2 separate regions of the Homo sapiens genome follow, and region 2 is linked to region 1. The links are chromatin contacts, found by Hi-C or POLR2A ChIA-PET in ENCODE. All regions are on one chromosome and are shown on one strand. The core of a region is the stretch at or near the end of the contact, and the rest is flanking DNA. Distances in the headings are between cores, read along the strand shown. Region 1 holds the start of CYP51A1 (cytochrome P450 family 51 subfamily A member 1). Region 2 holds the start of LRRD1 (leucine rich repeats and death domain containing 1).

Evidence for each region. Hi-C counts contacts between places; a loop is a spot of excess contacts on that map. ChIA-PET counts read pairs that join two places held with the same protein, here RNA polymerase II (POLR2A). Pooled maps may share reads with other maps.
Region 2: a loop to region 1 is called in a map of CD8-positive, alpha-beta T cell, with 9 times the contacts of the local background. The contact joins the promoter of LRRD1 here to the promoter of CYP51A1 in region 1. A Hi-C loop is called at or near these places in 16 of 168 maps with a recorded cell type or tissue (B cell, CD4-positive, alpha-beta T cell, CD4-positive, alpha-beta memory T cell and 9 more), 9 of 37 single-sample maps with no recorded cell type and 31 of 50 pooled maps. POLR2A ChIA-PET finds 5 or more read pairs at or near these places in 10 of 52 experiments (CD4-positive, alpha-beta T cell, H1, HEK293T and 6 more).

The regions. Positions count from the first base shown.
Region 1 is chr7:92,131,329-92,136,512 of GRCh38, forward strand. It overlaps CYP51A1 (cytochrome P450 family 51 subfamily A member 1), which reads right to left and starts at 3,149. Exons shown (of 10, transcript NM_000786.4): 1 at 2,845-3,149; 2 at 446-544. The coding sequence starts at 3,036. It overlaps CYP51A1-AS1 (CYP51A1 antisense RNA 1), which reads left to right and starts at 3,235. Exons shown (of 3, transcript NR_122110.1): 1 at 3,235-3,754. RefSeq lists enhancers at 2,484-3,310, 2,485-2,534, 2,695-2,744, 3,115-3,774, 3,311-4,137.
Region 2 is chr7:92,175,616-92,181,411 of GRCh38, forward strand. It overlaps LRRD1 (leucine rich repeats and death domain containing 1), which reads right to left and starts at 3,527. Exons shown (of 6, transcript NM_001161528.2): 1 at 3,392-3,527. It overlaps CYP51A1-AS1 (CYP51A1 antisense RNA 1), which reads left to right. Exons shown (of 3, transcript NR_122110.1): 3 at 3,236-5,110. RefSeq lists a silencer at 3,388-3,497.

The DNA.
Region 1 (5,184 bases), core at 1,899-4,398:
TAGAGAGAAGACGGGCAAATAATTGAGTAGCTATGGTGTCATGTGGGTCATTCAAGTGGACAGTGAAATCACAGAAGATGTATAGAGCAGGTTAGAAAACCCCACAGATGCATGGTAAAGAAAAATGAGGGTTAATTAATATCAATTTTAATGACAATAAGTGAATAGAAAACTCAGAACAGTGGCTTTTAAACCATAGTTGCCAGAACTACAGGTTTCCTCAATGGTGTCTCAAAGACGACCCCAGGACATGGGAAAAGCTAAAAGGATAGGTATCTATAAGACACCATCTCTTAAACCAGAGCAGTTTCCATTTTGTTTCCTATACTGAGGATATGTATATGATTACAATGTTTTTAAATGTTCTGCCACTTTTTTAAAAAAGTTTAAAAAGCACTTCTCTAGTTGTTTTTTTTTTTTTCCTCTAATTATTTGGAAGACTTACCTTCTCATATGCATTTTCTAGAAATTCAATTGGACTTTTCCCAAATGCTATGGCATGCCCAAGGAATGGAATTGGGGAGAAAATGTATGGAGGACTTTTCTACAAGAGAAAAAAATAGTAAATTCAATTCGTGTTTCATTTCAAGAGAGAAACCCAGTTTCGTTTCATGACCAAACAATTAAACAAAATAGCTATTAAGACTTCAAAAAAAAGTTACCAAAAAAAAAGGAAGCATCAGAAGTAACTTGAGAACAGCCAAATTGCAAATACCTCAAGAGAGTAGCTATTGTAGAAAAGAACAGAAACTCAAAACACGGTATAAGATAAACGACCAGATAAACACTAAGGCACTGTAAATTTAAATGATGGACACTGTCCAGAATATGTCCAATTATTATTGGTGTCTCCAGGCAACTTTTCTAACCATTAGTAGCAAAAAACCAAAAAGGTCAAACTACACTTGTCCCTTGGCATTTGTGGAGAACTGGTCCCAGGACCCCCTCACAGATTTGTATCCAGGGATCCTCAAGTCCCTTATATAAAATGGCAAAGTATTTGCGTATAACCTATGCACATCCTCTCATATACCTTAAACCATTTCTATATTACTTACAATACCCAATACAATGTAAAGGCTATATAAACTGTTATTAAACTGTGTTTTTTTATTTGTATTATTTTTTATTGTTGTGTTATTTTGTATTGGGTTTTTTTCCCCTGGGTATTTTAGATCTACACTTGGCTGAATTCCCAAATGTGGAATTCGTGTCCCCAGAGGGCCCACTATATTGTTTCTTCACTACTTACTACTACTACTACTCACAATTTTAGTCCCAGATACTTGCTTAAAGAAGGTATAGAAAAAGACAAGCAGTAACTTGTAGTATAGAAAGAAGGGAAATGTTTAAGAAGCTATATTTACTTCTCAGTAAACAATCAATCTCATGCTTCTCTCACTGCAAGTGAACTAGAGCCACTGATTTTAGAGTTTTTAAGAGAGTAGATCAGCTCTAGCAAGAACTCTAGCATTCTTCATAAAAGTTTCTTTAGATGCCACAAAATGAGACCTGCAGATTACAACATTAAGTATCCTGAAAATCAAACAAAATAATGAAAAAGGGTAATACTCCTCAATTCTCTGGTGGTCTCAAATAGAAAGGAGCACCACAACCTCACAGTACACCTCAGCTAATAGAACTATCTTTAAACACTAAAAGTAACTTTGTCTTCCCAGAGACAAATATCATTTCCTTAAAGATCCCATGTGTAGGAAAAAAATAAATAAATAAATAACTCTTTCTTATGCCTGGTATGGTTCAAACAAAAATTATTTTAAAAGCTACTTGGTCAAAAGTTTGTACATTGCATTGTCAGTAAAAGGGTAGTTTTCAAAAGCTACTTATTGCTGACTGTAAAAGGCACAATCAAATAACATTTGGGAGATTGAAAGCTAGGTTAATAAGGCTGTTAAATTGAAGAAAATGATTTTTTTTTTTTTTGAGACGGAGTCTCATTCTGTCGCCCAGACTGGAGTCCAGTGGCGCAATCTCGGTTTACTGCAACCTCCGCCTCCTAGGTTCAAGTGATTCTCGGGCCTCAGCTTCCCAAGCAGCTGGGACTACAGGCGTGTGCCACCACATCCAGCTAATTTTTGTTTTGTTTTGTTGTATTTTAGTAGAGATGGGGTTTCTCCATGTTGTTCAGGCTGGTCTGGAACTCCTGACCTCAGGTGATCCGCCCGCTTCGGCCTCCCGAAGTGCTGGGATTACAGGCGTGAGCCACTGCTCCCGGCCGAGAAACTGTTACATTATTAGCATCAGAGGAAGGCCCTTACCACACTCCAGTCACTACCATTACCACACTCTACACATCCTCCTTAATATGGGTATAAACCACCATTAGGGGCACTGCTACAGCCCACAGAACACTGAACCACACAGGGCAGCCTCCAGGATGACGGGCCAGCTGCCAACAGCATCTCCGTCAGGACCCCCACCAAGGGCCCCAACGACCACCGGGTCGTTCAAACCCACAGCCGCCAATCCAGCCACCGCCACTAGGGGCACCACTGCTGCGGTCAGTACAGACCGCTACAACCACAAATGCCGCAACCACGACCCCGTCTAGGATCAGATACACAGCCGGGGAGGCCAGCACCGCCCCCCAACACAAGGCAATGGCGGGTGCTACAGCCAGCGCCACCAGCAGCAGTGCCGCCGCCGCAGCCACTACTCCAGCCCCCAGCGCGCCTGCCACCAAAGCCACGCCAAGCATGGCCGCAGTCGCCCCCGCCCTTGCCATCCACTGAGCCGGTCGGGGCCACGGAGCCGCCCACGCCAGCCCTTCGGCCGCCTCAGCTGCGGCGCGCGCCCCACTCAGACCCTAAAGAATGTACGTACCACCCCTGCGGGCAGCTGGACCAGGTGGCCGGCGGCCAGACGGATCAGGTAGACCAGGCTGAGGGTGAAGGCGCAGGCGATCAGCAGCATGGACAAGAGGTTGCCGCCTGTCACCTTCTCCATCGCCTGGCCCAGCACCGACCCACCCGCCTGCAGCAAGCCCAGCAGCAGCATCCCAGCCGCCGCCGCCATTCACTCCGTCGGAAACACTGAAGGCCGAGGTCGCCACCGCTCCTCCCAATCGACGGAACGAGAGAAGCTGGCAGATGGTCGTCCACAGGGGGCCTTGCCCCAGGTCTCCTACTAAACCCAGCCCCACCCCTCGGGTCCCACGCGCGCCACCCCGTGCGTCACAGAATGGGGCGGGATGTTCCGCTGGCCACGCCCCTTAAATAACACTCTGTGAAGCCGTGGTCTTCTTGCGCGGGATAGGGCACCTGAGGAAGCGGGCTGCGCCTGTGGCACAGTGGTACGGGGCCGGAAGATAACTTACCTGAAGAGGCGATCAATCCCTGAGAATCGCGGGCGACCCGTTTTTTGTGTGCCCGGGTGCGGGGTGCCGGGACACGGCGTTGAAGGCGCTGAGCGGAGGGATCTCAGGGCGAGCTCGAGCGGCGACGGCGCGCTCTGTGATTGCACCGCGAGCGCCTGAGGTGATCTCGGCCTACATCGCGTCAGCGGGGCCTTGGGCGTGAGCACCGCCCCCTGTCCGGACGCAGGGTACTGGGGCACCTCGAACTGTGGCACCTCACCCTTCTCCGGGGCCACGTCTTGGGGACTCCGACAGCCCCAAATAAGCCCTCGGGGACTGGGGTTGTGAAAAGCGAGGTCGTGAAGACGCCGGCCTCATACCGAAGGGTAGGACGGTGAGGTCAGCCCCGTCCCACTCCAACTAAAATCAACCTGACAGGTATTAATATGCCACCATGAAGTTAACAAATGTTGGTGATTAAGTATGCTAGGTTTTACGAAAACAGATTTTCCAAAATAAATGTACATGTTTTAGGACGTCGCGAGCCGTTTGAGGCAGCATTCCCCAAGGACGCCACTTAGTCTGTAGGTTTAGCGGCTAGAAAGATTCAGAAGCTGAGTTCAGTCCTGCCGCCACAATCAATCTTCGCTCCTATGGCTTCACAGAAGCGTCTCCCATGACTACCAAATTTAACTCCTTCCAGATCACCCACGGGAGCACCTGACCGGATTCATTTATTTAATCAATGTTAAGAACTAGGTTTTGTGCTAAGCTAGGGGATAGAGCAGCGAATGAGACAAAACTGCAAGGCCCTGGGGGAATTAGTAGGAATATCCAGTGAAAGGGAAATTAATGAATTTTATAAGTATACTAATCAAGAAGTATATTCTTTTCCTTTGAGGTAGAATGTAATATAGCACCTCCCCTACCCAAGGCCTGGGTTAAGAGTATATTAACTGCTTATTTCTCCCCTATGCGTGGAGAGGCTTATCTGTGTTCCATCGTTTCACATTCCTTGAGGCACAGCGAGTTCTTGCTTCCCTCCCTAGCGCTGCTGTAAAGTCACAAAACTGATTAGCAAGTGTTACAAAAGCATGTATTCCCAAGGACGTAAGACATATGGTGTAACAAATGTAAGAGTAATTTACTGCCTTTGTTCTTGCTTCTGCAAGTACACTTCATGCAACACGTAACTCCCAACACAAACTGCTTAAAAGGTGATTGATCCCTTTGTTCGGGGCTCAGACTTTCTGGACCCTAGTCCGACTGAGCCGGTGATCACCTTAATAATAAAGGCTCTCCTGAACTCTGCTCGGTCTCTCCCGTCTATGATTTGTCCCGCAACACCAGTTGCCTGCGGAACACCTCTACCTAGAGAGCTAACACTCATCCCCGGTCAGTAAATCCAAAACTAAACCCGTTGCCTCCTCCTACCAACCTGTCCCTCCTATAATGCCTGTGAAGAAAAGGCATCACTGTGCACACTGTTGCCCTCTCCATGCTTCATCTAATCAGTCATCAGATCCTATAATTCTACCACCTTAAAAGTTTCACCGTTTCTTCCGTCCAGTCGCGGTGGCTCACGCCTGTAATCCCTGCACTTTGGGAGGCCGAGGCGGGAGGATCACCTGAGGTCAAGAGTTCGAGACCAGCCTCACCAACATGATGAAACCTCGTCTCTACTAAAAATACAAAATATTAGCCGGACGTGGTGGCAGACGCCTTTAATCCCAGCTACTCGGGAGGCTGAGGCAGGAGAATCACTTGAACCTGGGAGGCAAAGGTTGCAGTGAGCCGAGATTGCGTCACTGTACTCCAGCCTGGGCAACAAGAGCAAAACTCTGTCTCAAAAAAAAAAAAAAAAAAAA
Region 2 (5,796 bases), core at 2,277-4,776, 45 kb after region 1:
TCCAGCCTGGGCAACAAGAGTGAAACTCCATCCCAGAAAAAAACAAAACAAAAAAACAAAAACAGAGTGCTTATTTACAAAGGTGTAGCCAGAGTGTAAGGAAACCATAAATTCTAAAAAATGCTATGCTTTGCTTTTCACAATTAGGTTTTTAATCCACATGGAAATGATTTTGTGTATGCTGTGAAATAAGGATCTAATTTATTTTCTCATGCCTAGTCAATTGTCTCCAACAATTTATTTTTCAATAGTAAATTATTCATTGATTTCTAATTCTTCAATCATAGTTCATATATGTGTGGAGATGTTTCTGAACTTTCAGTTCTATTCCTTTTTATCTAAGTTGGTATCAATACCACATGTTTTAATGATTATAACTTTGTAATAAATCTGGATATCTGGTAGAGAAAGTCCTCTCACTTTATCCTTTTCTTAAAAACTATGGTGGTTATTCTCAGTTCTTTACATAGCCAGATCAATTTTAGGATAAGTATGTCAAGTTCCACAAAGTATCTTGCTTGGATTTCAGTTAGAATTAAATTAAATTTGTAACTTTATTTGGGAAAGAAGTGATATACCCATGGTATTGAGTCTTCCTATTTAATAACATGGCATATTTCTTTTGCGATGGAGAATAATATCTTTTTTTAGTTTTTAAAATACTGTCATATAGAAACTACTACTAATTTTTATATGTTGGTCTTGTATGTAGCAATCTGACTAGGTTCTCTTATTAGTTCTAACAACTTTATACATTCTCCTAGACTTTCTATAAAGACAATATTCTAAGTATTGACAGTTGTTTCCAATTGTATGACTTACTTATTTTAGTGTCTTATTGCATTTTTTAACCCCTTTAGTACAAAGTGGAATAGTAGAGATAATACCAGCTATCTTTGTCTTGTTCCTTTAATCACTGGTGTGGTATATTACATTAAGAGATTCTCTCATTTTTTTTTTTTTTTTGAGACAAAGTCTTGCTCTGTTGCCCAGACTGGAGTGCAGTGGTGCAATCTCGGCTCACTGCAACCTCCGCCTTCCAGGTTCAAGTGATTCTCCTGCCTCAGCCTCCTGAGTAGCTGGGACTACAGGTGCATGCCACTATGCTGGGCTAATTTTGTATTTTTAGTAGAGATGGGGTTTCTGCATGTTAGTCAGGCTGGTCTCGAACTCCTGACCTCAGGTGATCCACTCGCCTCAGCCTCCCAAAGTGCTGAGATTACAGGTGTAAGCCACCATGCCTGGCCACATTAATAGATTATTAAGCATGAGGCATTTCTTGGATAAGTCAAACTTGGTTATGATATAATACTTGTGTGTTTGTGTGTGTATATATATATATATATAAAACAAGAATATATTACTTGTATAATATATAAATAATAAAAATATAAGAAATTTATTACTTATACAAGTAATATACAAATGATATATAAATAATATATTACTAATTACTATAGTTTATACATGGTAATGAATATTAATACATAGTAACATAATATGACATTACTTATCAATTATTATATATTATAAATCTGGTCACATTATATTACTGAGTAAATGTAACATTTACTCAGATTTTTTATGCCCATGTTCATTAGTAATTTTGCTGATTTTTTTTTAATACTCTTTGTCCAGTTTTGGTTTCAAGGTTATACTACCATCATAGAATGAGCTGGGAAGCCTATTCTAATTAGCTATTTGTTGAAGCATTTTACATATTTTGGGATAATGCATTCCCTGAAGGTTCAGTAAAATTTATTTTGTGCTCTCTTTAATGGTTAGTGGTTTGTTCAGATTTTCTTCTTCTTCTTGAGAACATATGGGGATATAATTGCCTTCCCTGGCTTCATATTTCCTTGTGGAGGAAATTCTACACATAATGCCCCTGACCTGGAGCTTTATTGCTACAATTTCTCCTCTGTGGAGAAGACAGGCAGATGACTCATGAGCTCAGCTCCTTCTGGGCTCTTACTTTCAAGGCTGTCTGCTTGCAAGATTTATGTTCTAGTCAGCTGTCTTCCATAGAATAAGGGGACTGTATACTTGTGTGGGGAGGCCAAGGTTGTGTGTGATGACAGACTAATTATGCCAAATTCCTGAGCAAATTATTGCAGTCTACTTAGCTGCAGATCAACACCATTTTCTCTAAACTATTTTATCAGTAACAAAGATGATATTTTGACCTACATCTGCCTGACTATATTTGATGATACAGAACTTGGGAGGGGAAGAAAGGGTGTTATTCTTTAAACAGCACAGATATGCAATGAAATTTCCATTAATCCAGAATATACATAGTGGTTAACATGCAGTGATTTGAAATAAAATATTATTTGAAAAGCTATTTTTATAGCTGCAAAATATTGCATTGAAGAGGCTGCCACCAATTATTTGTTTCCATATGAGCATTTTAAAGGCTGATACACAACATTTTAAAAATGTATATGCACCTTGAGAGGCCCAGGCGTGCAGATCACGAGATCAGGAGATCGAGACCATCCTGGCTAACACGGTGAAACCCCGTCTGTACTAAAAATACAAAAAATTAGCCAGGCGTAGTGGCGGGCGCCTGTAGTCCCAGCTACTCGGGAGGCTGCGGCAGGAGAATCGCTTGAACCCGGGCGGTGGAGGTTGCGGTGAGCCGAGATCACGCCATTGCACTCCAGCCTGGGCAACAAGAGCAAAACTCCGTCTCAAAAGACAAACAAAAAACTATATGAAAAAGTCTCTCATTATTTTCACAAGCATTAAGAATCTCACTTAAAAACATGGCTGGGCGCGGTGGTTCACGCCTGTAATCCCACCACTTTGAGGGGGCGAGGCAGGCAGATCACTTGAGGTCAGGAGTTCGAGACCAGCCTGGCCAACAGGGTGAAACCCCGTCTCTACTAAAAATACAAAATTAGCCGGTCGTGGCGGCGCGCGCCTGTAATCCTAATTACTCGGGAGGCTGAGACAGGAGAATTACTTGAACCCAGGAGGCAGAGGTTGCAATGAGCCGAGATTGCACCACTGCACTCCAGCCTGGGCAACAAGCGCGAAACTCTGTCGCAAAAAATAAATAAATACATACATACATACATACAAATATTGCCAATTTGATAGGCAAAAATATATGCAAATTATGTTTTAACAAATATTAATAAAGTTGAACAATGGCCCAATGTAATTTGTTACCTATCTGAAAGACATGCACATTCAGGGAGTTACAGTACTTTTTCATGTCTTGCAGCATCAACAAATTGTTTTCTAAATGTGGAAAAAGAGACATTCAGTACAGGCTAACGTAACGTGGGACAGCATGCAAAGCCATGAGAAGTGGGAAAATGAGAGAGAATCTGGGCGTGGCTTACAGGGCTGCTGAAGTAAGACACACCCTTCGCTTCACCTGTGGCCTCCCGCGGCGGCTGCGGCTCCTTCGCAGGACCGGTAGGGGGCGCGCGCGGTTGAGTCCAGCAATTGCGAGGACCTCCGCAGGCGCAGCCCAGCACTGACGCCTCTCCGGGCCGTGGCTCCTCTTTCCCAGGCCGAAAGCGGCCGGGCCCTCTGCTCCGCTGCGCCCTGGCGCGGCCGCACCCACTGCGCGTTTGTGAGCTGGCCATCGGTCACACTGGGATACTCGAGGAGGAGGCCTGGGGCCTGCATTCAATTCCCTAAGAGGGACCCGCGCTGGCCGCTGCAGGCGGGTGGAGAACGGGCGTCTGAGTCTTTGGCTTTCGTACCGGAATCTCCCCGGGAGATTTTACAAGCCCCTCCGAATGTTCTGATTGAATTGGTCTGGGGGGGTCGGTCCGGGCATCTAACGAGCAGCCGGGATGGAGAATTACTAGTCTGGATTCTGGTCCTCAGAGGTTCACTCACGTTAATCAACCCGAGTCCATCTTGGTGGGATTGTCTTGCTCCGAGGCCCTCCCACTGAGCTTTATTTTCCTGCCTGATTTCGGGGTCCGCTAACAGGATGAACAGCGGACCATACAGGCACGGTGAAAATGACACTTGGTGACGTGGAAGACCCAGCTTGCCACAGTTGAGGCAGAGCTCCTCAGGGTCTTTTGTCTTAGTTATCCCCGAGCTATTTTTCAGGAACCGACAGGCTCCCCCACCCCAACACCGGATGAAGGCCAGCAACTGGAGGCCAGGAATAATCAAGCACGCTCTCATTTCAAAGAGGTGACGATTGTGCCCGTGTTTAAAAGGGATGCCTGAGACCATGAGGATTTGGAGTTTTGGAGGCGGATCTGCCTTTGGGGAGTGAGCGTAGGGCCCTAAGATGTGGTTGTGCTTTGAGACAGTTCCCAGGGTGATGTGTCCCATCATCCAAACATTGCAGGATAAGTCAAAGTTACAGAAAGACTCTAGTTTACTTCCAGCCTAACATTACCAAAATACGGTATTTGTCAGAAAACATGTAGTATTTGTATAATTTGAGAATGTAATTGAAGAACCCGATATAGAGCTTTTAGAAAGGGGAAATAGAAAACTTAAAAAGAATCTTGCTTGGTATATTAATACCAACATCTAAAATATAATAAAATTGAATAAACCAGTGAGTTTTATACTATGATTGAAATAAAATGCCACTATGTTCTTAAGAGTGCTAGTTTAACAGGAAATCTCCAATGCATTATTATCTAGACTCATCTCAAAGGCTCACTTTTCATTTGCATGGGCCCTTGCTATTTGTAGGGTAGGAGGCAGCACCTCGTTCTGGTGGCTGCCACCTTCATGAGGAGACACTCCTTGTTAACAGGATGGTTAGCCCACGGCTCTTCCCAGCCCCCTTTTCCACACCCAGTAAATTGTTTTAGTTTATGGCCCTCAGCTGCAGTTGCAATCATCATCAAATTCCAGTTTTGAATTTAAAGGTGAATAATGAATGCAATGAACTTTCTAGAATTTATGAAGGGCAGTGATGTTCCTTTTTATCTAATAATTCTACATGTGTAGCCTTTCAGTATGCTATTCTGTGGACTGAATTTACAAATTGTCATTTGTTTAATGAACTGTTAATATAACATGATGACTAACTGAAAACACATACAATTTGCTGGTATTCCAGAAGTCTATGGATTTCGTTGTTTTGTTTAAATAAAAGGCATTAAAAGCAGCTGCTTAGTATACTTACCTTCTTCACTCAGCATAAGGTAGAGGTGAAAAAACCTTCTTAATTTGGCAATTTATATAACCTTTTGTTTTTGGAATACAGTTTTCTTCCCCTTTACATTCGTTCTTTAGCCTAAATCCTAAGTTTCCGACTTGCGATTTAAACTCCACATGAGAGAACAGGTTGGAATTTTATCTTTAATAATTTTATTTATAACTCGAAAGTAAGTTTCAAAATATTTTGTCATAGTAACTCCTATAAGTGTTTATTTAATCCATCTTGTAAATTTTCTATTTCTGTATCTTTAATATATTTAACTATTCATTTGACTGTTAATGACTAAAAAAGGGGGAACATTAACTTCACTGCAATCAGGAAAACTCTTTCAAACTGTTATATAAAAGAATATATATGGTGTACGAACACCCATGTATTTTTAAAAAGTAAATAACAGGTAAACCAAAGCTCAGATAAAATCCAACTTTTAAATATATATAATTAATTGTTAGAGAACTGGCTAAAATAAAGATACAGGTTGGCTTTTCTTCCTCCTAATGGTTATGTGTACAAAACTAAATTTAGTATTAATTGAAAGCAAAAAACCCAGAAAGGGAAAATGGCACACATTTGATTTAGGTGAAAATTATTTACTCATTTTTCTATCTGCAGGTGATTTATCATTTTAGGTT